Linked DNA regions of Homo sapiens: region 1 is linked to region 2. A link is a contact called in ENCODE Hi-C data. All regions are on one chromosome and are shown on one strand. The core of a region is the stretch at or near the end of the contact, and the rest is flanking DNA. Distances in the headings are between cores, read along the strand shown.

Region 1 (6,695 bases), core at 4,052-6,551, 1.2 Mb before region 2:
ACTTTTTTTGGGATGGAGGCTTGCTCTGTTGCCCAGGCTGGAGTGCAGTGGCACCATCCCGGCTCACTGCAACCTCCACCTCCTGGGTTTAAGCAATTCTCCTGCCTCAGCCTCCAGAGTAGCTGGGATTACAGACATGTGCCACCACGCCCAGCTAATTTTTGTATTTTTAGTAGAGACGGGGTTTTGCCATGTTGGCCAGGCTGGTCTCAAACTCCTGACCTCAAGTGATCCACCTGCCTCAGCCTCCCAAAGTGCTGGGATTACAGGCATTAGCCACCATGCCCAGCCCGAAATCTTGCTCTCTCTTTTTTTTAATGCAAAATCACTCTAGTTTCTTTTGTTTTTTGAGACAAAGTTTTGCTCTTTTCACTCAGGCTTGAATGCAATGGCACGATCTCGGCTCACTGCAACCTCTGCCTCCCAGGTTCAAGCTATTCTCCCACCTCAGCTTCCTGAGTAGCTGGGATTACAGGCACCTGCCACCACACCCAGCTAATTTTTGTATTTTTAGCAGAGATGGGGTTTTGCCACGTTGACCAGGCTGGTCTCGAACTCCTGAGTTCAAGTGATCCGCCCACCTCGGCCTCCCAAAGTGCTGGGATTACGGGTGTAAGCCACCGTGCCCAGCCAAAAATCACTCTAGTTTTTAAGTGTTGGTGCTGGGTGGGTCAAACAAAGCATGCCTGCAGGCCCATAGTAAGTCTTCTATAGCTCACAGGCCACAAGTTTGAGAACTGTGGTCTAAGTAAATTTCTATTTATGAAATAACTGGTACTTCAGAAGAAACCAAAGTTTGGTAATACACATGGGCTATCAGATTTTAAAATAAAGACAGCCAGGCATGGGGGCACGGTGCCTCACACCCATCCCAGCACTTTGAAAGACTGAGGTGGGAGGATTGCTTGAGGCCAGGAGTTCGAGACCAGCCTGGGCAACATAGTGAGACCCTGTCTCTACCCCAAAATAATTATATTATATGATAAATTATCACATTATAAATGTTCTCATCTGCAAATGAGAAAAGCCTTAGAGACATACAGTGGAATATATAGTTTATTTACTATCTACTTTCCAATACCCAGTATGAAGTTCAGCACTTCCATTAACATGTGGTGGCGCACACACACTCAGTGACATCACCAAAACCCTTTAAGGAAGACTCACTCCGCCAGGTACTCTACTGGGTCCCAACAATGTAAAGCTACAGGAGCAGCCCGTGGATTTCCTGCAGACACTAGTTTCCTTCAAGTGTTTATGAAAGCTAAAATGAGTGTACAGGCAGGAGTTAGTCCCTTGTGAAATGATGACTTGAGCTATTCAATCACTGGACATGTACAAGACAGTCTCAGTGGAGTACCACTTAGATCTCTTGAGTGTTCAGCACACTTGACTGAGCCGGGAGTCAAAACCATGTGTTAAATGAGCCTCGCAGGGCGAACCCACTGGCCAATGAATGGAGGCTTTTTCTTTTAATGGTAGATGTACAGTGTTCTCTTAAAAGGAAACCTAGTGCTTGTTCTAAGAAGTCAGAATCTTAAAGCATTAAAGTTCTAAATCAGCCCAGGGTATACAACACACATCCCAAATTACCTACTGCTCAGGCTTAAACTGTGAAACAGCAGCACTGGGAGAGATTTTCAGGAGGACTGTGGAACTTCTGAGGCCCCACACCAATCAACATTTCCCCAAAATAGGTGCCAGTGAAGAAGAGGTTCGGGCCTAAAAATCTGTCAAAAGGTTACTTTCTACTGATTCTACAATGGCTTGGTCACACTCATTTAAGTGTAGTGCTACCGTGATGCCGAACGAACTCTATGAAGCACCATTTAGACTGCATTCTGTATCAACATTATATGCTGTAGTTATACAATCCAGAGGCATTGAGTGGGTCTATCTAGATCAAAACAGATCTAATGCTTTTTAAAGTCCTAAAAAGTATTAGTAGTTTCTCGGAGAACAATTTCTATTTAGGCGACGACTGGCAGACAGCTAGCTGGTCCAGCTTGTGGAAGGCTGCTGTCAACCTATAATGCACTGTGGCATCACACTCTCCTAACAAGGGATTGCTCACGGGTGATGACAGGTGCTACTAAGTTATCAATGGTAGACCTTCTAGGAACATTTAAAAATATTTTTAGGAGAATGGAACAACATAAACCAGACTTGGATCTACTCATCCAGAGGTCCCCTTGTAACCTAGGCAGACAGTCAGTATAGAAGTGCAGAGGACGGCTGTGGAACAGGATGAACTACTCAGGATTTTGTCTTATCTGAACTAGTTGAAGAAACACTACTTCTGCTAACCAGCCAATGACTTGGGAAAAGTAGACAGATGTTTTTTAATATCCAGCAGTTTTTAGATCTTCATCCATGGAACTGAATGAGATCACATTTCTTTCTTTTTCTTTTTCTTTTTTTTTTTTTGAGACAGTGTCTCACTCTGTCACTCAGGCTGGAATGCAGCGGAGCAATCACAGCTCACTGCAGCCTTGATCTCCATGCTCAAGCTAGCCTCTTGCTTCAGCCTCCCAAACAGCTGAGACTGCAGGGGTGGGCCACCACATCCAGCTAATTTTTTTAATTTTTAGTAGAGACAAGGTCTCGCTATGTTGCCCAGGCTGGTATCAAACCCCTGAGCTCAAGCCATCCTCCTACCTCAGCCTCCCAAAGTGCTGAGATTACAAGCATGAGCCACTGTGACTTGCCCAGATCACATTTCTACTACCCTATAGAATGGATGTAAATTACCTGCTTGTGCCAAACATTAACTCACTAGACTTCACACTGCTGGAGAAAATGTTTACATTTTATTTGACATCTTCAGAGACTTCTTTTCAATCTAAGAATACCATGCTCAGAGTAAACTAACAACTGATGCACTTTGCTGCAGAGTCCAAAGGATATACACGGAGGCTTCAAGATGTCAGAGGGAAAGCCTAGTTGATAAGGTGTTGGACTTCACACACCAAACTTAATAGAAACTGCAGGTTCAAATCCCAGCAGGGTCAACTGAGAGTATTACGATCTGCTAGAAAAACTGAGCGTGAGACACTTTACTGCTCTTTGACAAATTTAAGAGGGCCTTCCAGACTGTCTCTGGAGTTTATGAGGAGACATAAAAGGGGAAAAAGCTTTGCGTTTAAATAAATATACTGTCTTTTAGTTCTGTTTAATGGGGAGAAAAATCACATCTCTGTAACATGCTGTGTATATAACAAAGAAACAGAACTATCACCTTCCAGATACCCAAATGAGATCCTTACAGTAAGTTTACCATCAGCATACAGTATTACAGATTTCTAACATTCCGTTCTTGCCCAATGCAAATCTATATACAATAAACCTAAAATTACCCACCAACCTGGTTTTTCTTTAGTTTTTAAAGGCCATCAAATCCTTGGAGATAGTATGGACCTCCAGCTGTTAACATTCAGAAGGAACACACTTACAGCCCTGTCTCCATTGGGCTTATTACTGCTCCAGTCAATGGTGCATTTCAGAGCTGAGAACAATTCCAATGAAGTTTTCACTGCTAGTAGTAAACACCACTGCTTCAACAATCCACATTAGGTCAGCATTTACCAGAGGGTCTCCCTCTGGAGCAGGTTGTCCAAGAATATGAGTTCAACCACTGGCTCAAGAGAAGCGGAATGTCTTCTCAATGGTTCAAAATTCACTTTATGTTCAACTACAGGCCTTCTGCAAACTGAGGATCTGAGCCCTTTAGGGCAGTGACTATAATTCTTCCCGGACATAGAAGGCCAACAAGGTGACTGTCACACATCAGCACAGAGCGAAAGCCATTACATATTAGTAGCCAGTGAGAAACAAGGTTCAGGACCCTGTACTGTAGAGGAGAGCACTGTAACACGCCAGCAAGCAGAGTGGTGGAAGGGGAGCTGGGTGGCATGTTCATCCATTACAGCCATGGGTGGATCTGAAGTCTAAGTAAGATGGATACTCACTACTGTACTGGTTGGCAGCTAGGCAGTAAAGTAACAATTCATCAGATAAAATTTTAGGTGGAACCACAGGTTTGGAAAGTTCTGGGATCCAATATAATGTCTATAGGAGCATCAATATATAACATGAAAAGTCAGTTATCAGGGAAACAGGTAGGGTTCCCTCCCCTGGAATACTGGAAAGAGATGTAAAGACCATATCTTCAAGCGCCCGAGTGAAGACCTTCTTCTAATACAATGACTCCTGTGGCTTTCTGTTAGGAATCAAGCAGTAATTAGTTATAGCCCAACTTTTAAAGTATCAGTGCGCTTACAATTACATAAGAAGAGAGGAGGACATAAGACACTTAACCGAGGAAGCTGAAGTGTTAGGGCTGACTTGTAAGTAAGTTTTAGATACAAATGAAGAACACGTTCTGTTCTAAGTACCATGCCAGAAGCCAGTAAGTATTTTTGGCAGGTCCCATATTCACTCTCTGGGGAAGCCTGGAGCCTTCTAAAACCCAGTTAATTTAACTTTGATTAAATGCACGACATTGTCAGACAGTAAAGTTTCAATGTCGGAATGAGGCCATATCATTCTCCCCAGTAGAGGCAAGCTTGCCATGAGAAATTTCTACATCTTGGGGACCACCCCCACACATGTAACACCTCCCTCTCTCACCTCTCCAAAGAGCACCCTCACATATAAGATGCCCTCGAGTTCCTTCTACTCAACAGAAAGTCTAAAGACGATGTTCCCCAAGTTTTAACAAGCTACTGGGCGTCAGACAGCTGCTTTATGTCTACACCCAGATCCTCCCCGTGGGCTTCCCGGACCCCTCCCCTCGCGAGGTTCAGAACCCCGCGCTAGCTACACTGTGGGTCCAGGCTGGCCGCTGGGGCACGATGGGGCCAGACGCTCTAAGCAAACCCTTTCCCAGCGACTTCAGGCACCTGGGAGACCCGCCCGACAGGCCGGGCCTGGGCCTCGCAGTGGCGCCTTATCCCCCCGGCTCCTCCCGGCTGTAGGAACTCCACGGAACGGCCCGGCCCGGCTGAGACGTCGGTTCAGGCTGCCTCCCGCCCCCCAGGCCCGAACCCCTCTTCCCCGCCCGCCAGGCCCCGCCTCGGGATCTCGTGCTCCTGCCAGCCGGCTGCGCCCGTACCTGCCGGACCCGGTGCAGGGCATCCACGAAGCCCTCGGCCTTCATCCCCACAGGAGCGCTCTGCCCCTGCACCAGCTCCGCCATTACCGCCCCCGCCGCCGTCGCCGCCGCCGCCGACGCCGCCGACGCCGCCGCTCGGCTCCCCGGTCCGGCCTCCCGCTCCGCTTGGGGACCCGTAGCCGGAAAAGGAAAGTCGCCCTACTTCCGGCGGAAGGGAAAGCCGGGACGCTCGCAGCTGGAGGAGTCGCGTCTGCGGGGCGGGGTCAGGGCACGTGACCTTCGACCGATCGGAAGTGGGGGCGGGACGGCAGCGCCGGGGTGGGCTCAGATCGCCAGGCAGCCGTGGGTCTCCAGGGTCCGGTCGCGACCCTTCCCTTCCCGGGCGGGATTTGGTCCAGGACCGTCGATGGCGTCTTGACAGGTCCCCGAGGCTTGGATGTGGTCCCGAGGTGTCCGCTGTCGGCCGTTTGGAATCTCAGAGGGACTGACGTGGCTCTCCCAAGACGGCACCCCGAACAGTCGTGGTTCATCAAAAGCCTGGTCCTGGGTAGCCCCTCCCTGAAATGGCTGTTGGTTGGGAATTTGGGGGCTGAGCGCTTTGAAAGGGCATTGGGACAGCATCACAGAATGTCAGTGTCCCACATTTGCGAGGAGTCCCGGGCCCCAGTTCTTACACTGCAGTTTGCATGAGGATGGGCCACCGCCACTTCCGCCTGGGGTTGTCTGGTGATGCCCCCAGGAGAGACGCGCCCACTGAAAAGCCAGCGTGGTGTCCTCTTACACGGTCCTTAACAAACTCTGGGACTCTGGGGGTGCAGGAAATACCACAGGACCGTCATTACTCCCATACCGGCTGAGTCACAACTGTATTGCAGGAGGCTTCTTGGAACGCCTATGTAACTTTAATGGAAGTGACCAGGTACAGATCTTCTACAGCAAGGAAGGAATCTTAGTGCTAGAATTCAGTTGAGCCTTTGAGTTGGCTCTTCTTATAAGTGAGCAAACAAGTAACAAGGTTTAGGGGGCGCCCATTTTTGTGTTAGCACGATTGCCCTCGTGTTTAATATTTCCCAAGCCCTATTATGATAAGGAGTTGGACTTAATGAAGAACCATGTTGTCAAACATCTTATGCCCATCTTGAAGTTGTGAAGGAGGATGAGCACCAAGAAAAGGAAATAAATAAAATCCAATACGGGCCGGGTGCGGTAGCTCACGCCTGTAATCTTAGCAGTTTGGGAGGCCAAGGCAGGCAGAACTCTTGAGCCCAGAAATTCAAGACCAGCCTAGGCAGCATAGTGAGACCCCGTCTCTACAAAAAATATAATTAGCTGGGCGTGGTGGCAAACACCTGTAGTCCCAGCTACTTGGGAGGCTGGAGTGGGAGGATCACCTGAGCCCTGGAGGTCAAGGCTGCAGTGAGCTATGATCACGCCACTGCAGTACAGCGTGGGTGACAGAGCAAGACCCTTTCTTGGGGAAAAAAGTCCCATATAACTTTCCTTGATGACCCCACCCTCACCCCTCACTGTGTCATTATGCCAAGAGAGCTTTGGGCATTCTAAAGAAGTATGAGGAATACTT
Region 2 (6,532 bases), core at 57-2,556:
AAACGTCCAGGTTTCTCTCAACTTTGGGACGGGTGTGGACTGTTTCAGAGTTTTCTGCGGGATGAGGGAGCCTGCGGGCGGCAAGGATGTATTTTCTGCTTTGTGCTCTTTGCTGGTTCAATCCGGGGAGGGGGATACGTGAACAAAAGGACCAGGAAACCCAGGAAGGGGGCCCCGGGGCAGCACCCCCACCCCCAGGGGAGGTCGGGCTCCGGGAGGGCAGCCCCGGGGCCTGGGAAGCCCGGACTGGGCCTGAGCTCCGGAGGGCAGGGCTGCTAGCCCGTGTCCCCTCCGCGTCCCCGCGCTGGGCCCAGGGTCTGTCGCTTCGAAAACGTCTGGGACCGCTGGGCCGGGGTTCCTGCCCCCTCCTCTCCTGGCCTACAGCGCCTGGAAACCAAGGAATCCGCCCGGAACAATGGCAGGGCGGCTTTCCAAAGGCAAACAAGGAACGATTTGGCTTTTCCTTCCCCCGGCCCCCGAACCACCACCTAAGCGGGCGGCAGGGGCAGGTCTGGGGGTCCAGGTGGCCCCGGCGCGGCGACGGGACACACCCGCGACGCCCTCGTGGGCCAGGCCCCGCTGCGCATGCGCGGGTTGGGGCGCAGGCGGCCGCGGCCGCCCGCGCAGCCTCGCTCTGGCCCGGTCTCCGTGGCAACGGGCTGGGGGGAGGGGCCGGGCGGCGCGGGCCGCGGTGGCTGCTATTTCTGCCGCTTCCTGTTCCTCGTGGCCACGTCGCCATGGCAACGGTGTTACTCACCGCGGCCGCTTCCCGGCTCGGCTGGCGCGCGTGACCCCGGCCGCTCGCGCCCCCTCGTCTCTCACTTGCTGTGTTTTCCCCTCTTCCCCCGGGCGTCCTCCTCCTGCACCCCGGGTCCCCCAAGCAGCGCGCCCCGGTGCCCCCCACCCTTCCCCCTCCTCCCCGGTGCCCACGGCCCGGGACGAGGGGGAGGGAGATTGATGGGGGACGCTTATTAAAAAACATTGTAACCGTTTCCGTTTTTATTACGTTGACAAGGGAGCGTTATTTACTGTTATTGTTTGCCGAGCGGGCCGCGCCGGAGCTCGGGCGGCCCCCCGGGAGCTCACCTTCAGGCCGCGGCGGGCGGGGGCCGGGGCGGGGGGCAGGGCGAGAGCAGGGGGCGTCGGGCGGCCGCGCACCCCGGGGCCCTGCTCCTCGCCCCTTCCCCCGCCACCCCGTCCGGGCCCCGCGGCGGGGCGCGTTGGCGCGGGGAGGGACTGCAGAGGCCCGGTGACTCGCGTTGAAGGAGAAAGGCAACAAAAAATAAAAAAGGAACAGATGACTTCATTCTCGGGAAGGCTCCGTCCTACACGGACCAATTTCCTGGGGACTGTGGTGGAACAGCCCTGCTGCCGTTGGAAGCACTTAAAACTAAACCAGATAAAGACCAGAACATTCTGGGCCCTGCTGAACCAAGCCAGGGCAGGCTGCCGGGGCATGCAATTTCTGGCCACATGGGGAGGTGGGTGGCCTCCCTCCACCCTCAAAGGGCGCCTGGCTTCCAGTGTCCCAAGATTGCGGGTCCTGTGGGGAGGTGTCCACCGGGATCAGATGGGCCTGAAGGACGCCCCCAAGCCCCTGCTGGGATGTTAATGTCATCCTGCTAATTAAAGTTTGTGATTCTGTTCCTAACTCAGCTCCCCACTCTTGGACATTATCAGCTCAAATGCATACAGTTGCTGCTCTGGACAGGGAAGCCAGAGGAAAAAGCCTCTGCAGTGCACACCATACCATGGGTTCAGAAAAACAAATGTTGGCCGGGCACGGCCCGCCTGTAATCCCAGCACTTCGGGAGGCCGAGGCAGGAGGATCACTTGAGGCCAGGAGTTTGAAACCAGCCTAGTCAACATGGCAAAACCCAGTCTCTACTAAAAATACAAAAATTAGGCGTGGTGGTGCACGCCTGTAATCCCCGCTACTAGGGAGGCTGAGGCATGAGAATCACTTGAACCTGGGAGGTAGAGGTTGCAGTGAGCCAAGATCATGCCACTGCACTCCATCCTGGGCAACAGAGCAAGACTCCATCTCAAAAAATAAAAATAAAAAAGTGTTTACACTTACAAGCAACTCCTAGTGAACAACCCAGGTTTTGGAAACAACTTTCAGAGACCCCTTTAGCCTGTTTCATGTTTTCTTTTTCTTTTTCTCTTCCAAGGACATGCGGTTAGCCTTTGGTCACGGAGACCTTTGCCCTTTCAAGATAAAGTGATCTTCAGCTCTCTTCCCAGCACCAGCCGCTCTCAGCTGCACAGCCCTCCCTGAATGTGTGAACCAAAGTCACTGGTTCCAAGAAGAAAGAGCATCCTCCATCCCCACCCCACCCCCACCCCCACCCCACCCCACTCCCACCCCATCCCACCCCAGCGCTTGTGGAGTGTAAGACAGAGGTTCCCAGCCCTGAGATACGGACAGGCATCGGGCAGGCCTATACCTCCCTCCACGCCGAGTCACCAGCACTCACCCCACAGGCTGACCGTCCACGCAGAGCTGGTGGTGGGTTCAGAGGGTTTAGCTGATGCGAGAGTCGGAGCCCTGGGCAAAGTTTGTGACAAAATGACAGTAGACACCCAGTGTTGCAGAACCCCAGATCTGGGAGGACTTCGGAGATTACCCAGACCAACTACCCCCACTTCTTGTTTTACAGTTGGGCAAACTGAGGCCTGGAGAGGGGAAGGAGATGGGGCTAAGATGCGCCACCAGCTGGTGATAGAGCCTAGATGGGACCGTGGCGCTGTGCCTTCCATTCAGGTGCTGGTTGCCCCACTCTTTCATCTGTGGAATTATCTGTATGATCAGAAGTTTGGGGCTGGGGGCAGGACAACTGTCAGTCAGGGGCCACTGTCGCCAGAGTGCTAGGGTTCAAATCCTTCCTTCTCAGCGAAGCCTTGGGCCAGCGAGTTCTTCTCTCCAAGACTTGGCCTCTTTATGTGTTAAGTAATGGGGGTAATAACTGACCCTGGGCCGGGCGTGGTGGCTCACGCCTGTAATCCCAGCACTTTAGGAGGATGAGGAGGGCGGATCACTTGAGGCCAGGAGTTCAGGACCAGCCGAGTCAGCATGGTGAAAACCCATCTCTCCTAAAAATACAAAAATTAGCTGGGCGTGGTGGCGGGCACCTGTAATTCCAGCTACTTGGGAGGCTGAGGGAAGAGAATCACTTGGACCTGGGAGGCAGAGGTTGAAATGAGCAGAGATTGCGTCACTGCACTCCAGTCTGGGTGACAGAAAGAGACTCCGTCAAATAAATAAATAAATAAATAAATAACAGAGCCTGCTCTGAGTTTGTCTTAAGGAAGAAAGGCCATGACGCAGGTGAGGGCCCTGGACTGACCTGGTACTTTCTAGAACTTAACTGATGCAACCATGGCGATGCTGGTGGTGGTGGTGGTTGTAGTGGGTTAAATGGTGCACCCCCCAACCAAATATGTCCACACCCTAATCCCTGGAACCTGTGAATGTGACGTTATTTGGAAAAAAGGGTCTTTGTTGATGTCATTAAGTTATGGATCTTGGGAGGAGGTCACCCTCGATGACCTAAGTGGGGCCTAAATGTCATCACAAGTGCCTACGGAAGAGGAGAAGCTGTGTGTAGACGTAGGCAGAGGGTGGAGTGATGCAGCCACGAGCCAAGGAGCACCTAGAGCTGCCAGAAACTGGAAGCAGCAGGAAGGGTCCTCCCCGAGCCTGCTGAAGACCTTTGGCCTTCAGAACAGCAAGAGAATCATCTGTGTTGTTGTAAGCCACCAGGTTTGTAGTGATGTGTTCCTCAGCCGTAAGGAAGGAAACAAATACAGGAGTGTTGAGGTTGAGGATGAGGATAGGGTGATGATAATGATGGTGGTTGTGATGTTGATGGTGGTGATGGTGATGGTGGCTGTGATGTTGATGGTGGTGGTGATGCTGATGGTGGTGGTGATGGTGATGGTGGTGGTGGTGATGGTGGTGATGCTGATGGTGGTGGCGGTGGTGATGGTGATGTTGGTGGTGGTGATGCTGATGACGGTGGTGATGCTGATGGTGGTTGTGATGTTGGTGGTGATGCTGATGGTGGTGGTGGTGGTGGTGGTGATGCTGATGGTGGTTGTGATGGTGATGGTGGTGGTGGTGTTGATGGTGGTGGTGATGCTGATGGTGGTGGTGATGTTGATGGTGGTGGTGATGTTGATGGTGGTTGTGATGCTGATGGTGGTGGTTGTGATGTTGATGGTGGTGGTGATGCTGATGGTGGTTATATTCTCCTGCTAGAGCCGTCTGACGGTTCCAGAGGCCCGAGGTCCACAGTAAGGGCGTGGGCAGGACCATGCTGCCTCTGAAGGCCCCGGGGAAGCCTCCGTCCCAGGCTTCTCTCCAGCTTCTGGCAGCCTTGGCGTGTGGCTGTGTCACTCCTGTCCTCCGGTCCTCCCATCCTTCTGCCCTTCATCTTGACGTCATCTTCATTCTGCCATGTCTGTTCACCTTTCCCCTTTTTATAGGAACCTCACTCTTATTGGATTAGGGCTCCCCAACGACCTCACCTTAACCTGGTTACCTCTGTAAAGACCACACAAAGCCGCATTCTGAGGGACTGGAGTTAGGACTTGAGCCTATCTTTTTTTTTTTTTTTTTTTTTTTTAAGACGGAGTTTTGCTCTTGTTGCGCAGGCTGAAGTGCATTGGCGCAGTCTCGGCTCACTGCAACCTCCGCTTCCTGGATACAGGCAATTCTCATGCCTCAGTCTCCCAAGTAGCTGGGATTACAGGCACCCGCCAACATGCCCAACTAATTTTTTGTATTTTTAGTAGAGCTGGGGTTTCACCATTTTGGCCAAGCTGGTCTGGAACTCCTGACCTCAGGTGATCTACCCGCCTCGGCCTCCTAAAGTGCTGGGATTACAGGCATGAGCCACCGCGCCTGGCCGAACCTATCTTTCGGGGGGACACAATTTCCCTCACAATAGTGGTGATAATGGAGGTGATGGCAGTTGGTCATGGAGGTGATGATTGTAGTCATGGAGATGACAGTGACCGCCATGGTGATGGTCCTAGGCCTCAGTCCTGGACCCCCAAACCCTGCAGCTGCTCCTTGGGGTGCAGTGGTTAGTTCAGAGGGTCTCTGGGGGTCCAGAGCCTGTTCTCAGCGGTGGAGAGCAGGGTTGGATTGTCAGCTGAAGGAGCAGAGAGGTGAGAAAGAAGATCCCAGGGTGCTATTGCCAAGTTAGTGTCCCTTTTGCACCCTTCTGAAGCTCTGCCAGCCACCAGCGGTAAGATCTGTGCAAGCCCTCTAACCTCTGTCAGCCGCTGGTTGAGACGTGGGGTTGTGGAGGGAGCCCCTCAGCCCCAGGCCTCTGGGAGTCTGGGATGGCACCCGGTGGAGACATGGGAGCTCAGCCGCCTTGGCCAAGAGGGCGTCCATTGGGGTGAGAGGACAGCGAGGCTGGGGGGCAGGTATGGGTGAGAGAGCTCTCCCTGCTTCTCTGCACCTGACTTGTCCCTGTCACGTGCAAGCCCTTGCTATTTTTATACACAGCTAAGTCAGTGCTTGTCTCTGGCCCCACCCCGCTGCCAGAAACCTCCCAGAGGGTAGGGACCATGATCCGAACGTCTTTGAGTTGCCCAGAGCATGACCAGGTCCTGCACAAATGCAGAGTGAACCTGGACTGTTTTTTTCTGGAAGAACAGCAAGTGCCTCCCTTGTCCCTCCATCTGGGCACTACGGAGATAAGACCGGAGAAGCCAGCTGCTTTTGGATGGGATCTTTCTCTGCCAGGCCCTGGGCTACCCAAGGAAGCTGGGCAGAACCGCAAAGTCAGCCTGGCCTGGCCTTTCTTCTGGAGCCCACGGAGCGTGGTAACCATGGCAGCAGGAAGACAGAGCCCGGAGGACAGAAAGCCCACTGGTCTTTGGTCTTTGACGGAAGCCAGGCAGGAGCAGGCCACTGTTTGTTGTTGTTGTTTTTTCTTATTAGACATAATCACATCAACCCTCTCCTCAATCTATCTTCCTCTAGTTTTTGCCGACCAATAATGGTAATAATAGTCATAGTTAGCATTCATTCGTTTGTCCAATCAATATTTATGAGCACAGACTCTTGCCAGGCACTCTTCTATACAACAGGAGACATTGAACAGAAAAGCCAAGTTCGAGCCTTTTCAAGGCTGACATTCTGGGAAAGAAAGACAAAGAACCAGGAAACTAATGCTAGGATCCAGGGAGCAGGGTGAGGGGCTAGAGCAGAGAACAAGAGGGCTGGACTTTGGACAGGGAGGCCAGGGATGTGAGGAGATGCCACTGGAGCTGAGACCTGGGTGGAGGGAGGGATTGAGACCTGTGGGGAGCCCGGAGCAGAGGATCAGGGCTGGAGCAGCAGGTGCCAAGGCCCTGGGGTGGGTGTGCCCAGTGTCCTAACTCTAAGGACACCTGAAGCCAGGAAGCCAGGGAGGGTGAAGGCAGAGGCAAGCCCAGGGTCAGTGTGTGTGTCTGTGTGTGTGTCTCTGTGTGTGTGTGTGTGTGTTGAGGCAAGGCCTCGCTCTTTCAC

What was found. A loop is a pair of places that touch in the nucleus more often than their neighbours do. Pooled maps may share reads with other maps.
Region 1: a pooled map shows a loop between it and region 2 (8-fold over the local background). The contact joins the promoter of FUBP3 here to the enhancer-like site in region 2. A Hi-C loop is called at or near these places in 2 of 37 single-sample maps with no recorded cell type and 2 of 50 pooled maps.

Annotation. Positions count from the first base shown.
Region 1 is chr9:130,578,183-130,584,877 of GRCh38, reverse strand. It overlaps FUBP3 (far upstream element binding protein 3), which reads right to left and starts at 5,301. Exons shown (of 19, transcript NM_003934.2): 1 at 5,114-5,301. The coding sequence starts at 5,197. It overlaps LOC100272217 (a long non-coding RNA gene), which reads left to right and starts at 5,384. Exons shown (of 1, transcript NR_027440.1): 1 at 5,384-6,695. It overlaps LOC124902286 (a long non-coding RNA gene), which reads right to left and starts at 5,038. Exons shown (of 2, transcript XR_007061818.1): 1 at 4,630-5,038; 2 at 2,792-4,219. RefSeq lists a silencer at 4,984-5,353.
Region 2 is chr9:129,407,970-129,414,501 of GRCh38, reverse strand. No RefSeq gene overlaps it. Among named protein-coding and RNA genes, the nearest start is that of LINC01503, 74 kb to the right of the region's middle. RefSeq lists silencers at 199-338, 479-688, 799-968, 989-1,068, 6,198-6,492. Within about 2 kb of position 1,306, at least 41 of the 41 ENCODE cell types and tissues checked have a DNase peak (open chromatin) inside an H3K27ac peak, as active enhancers do.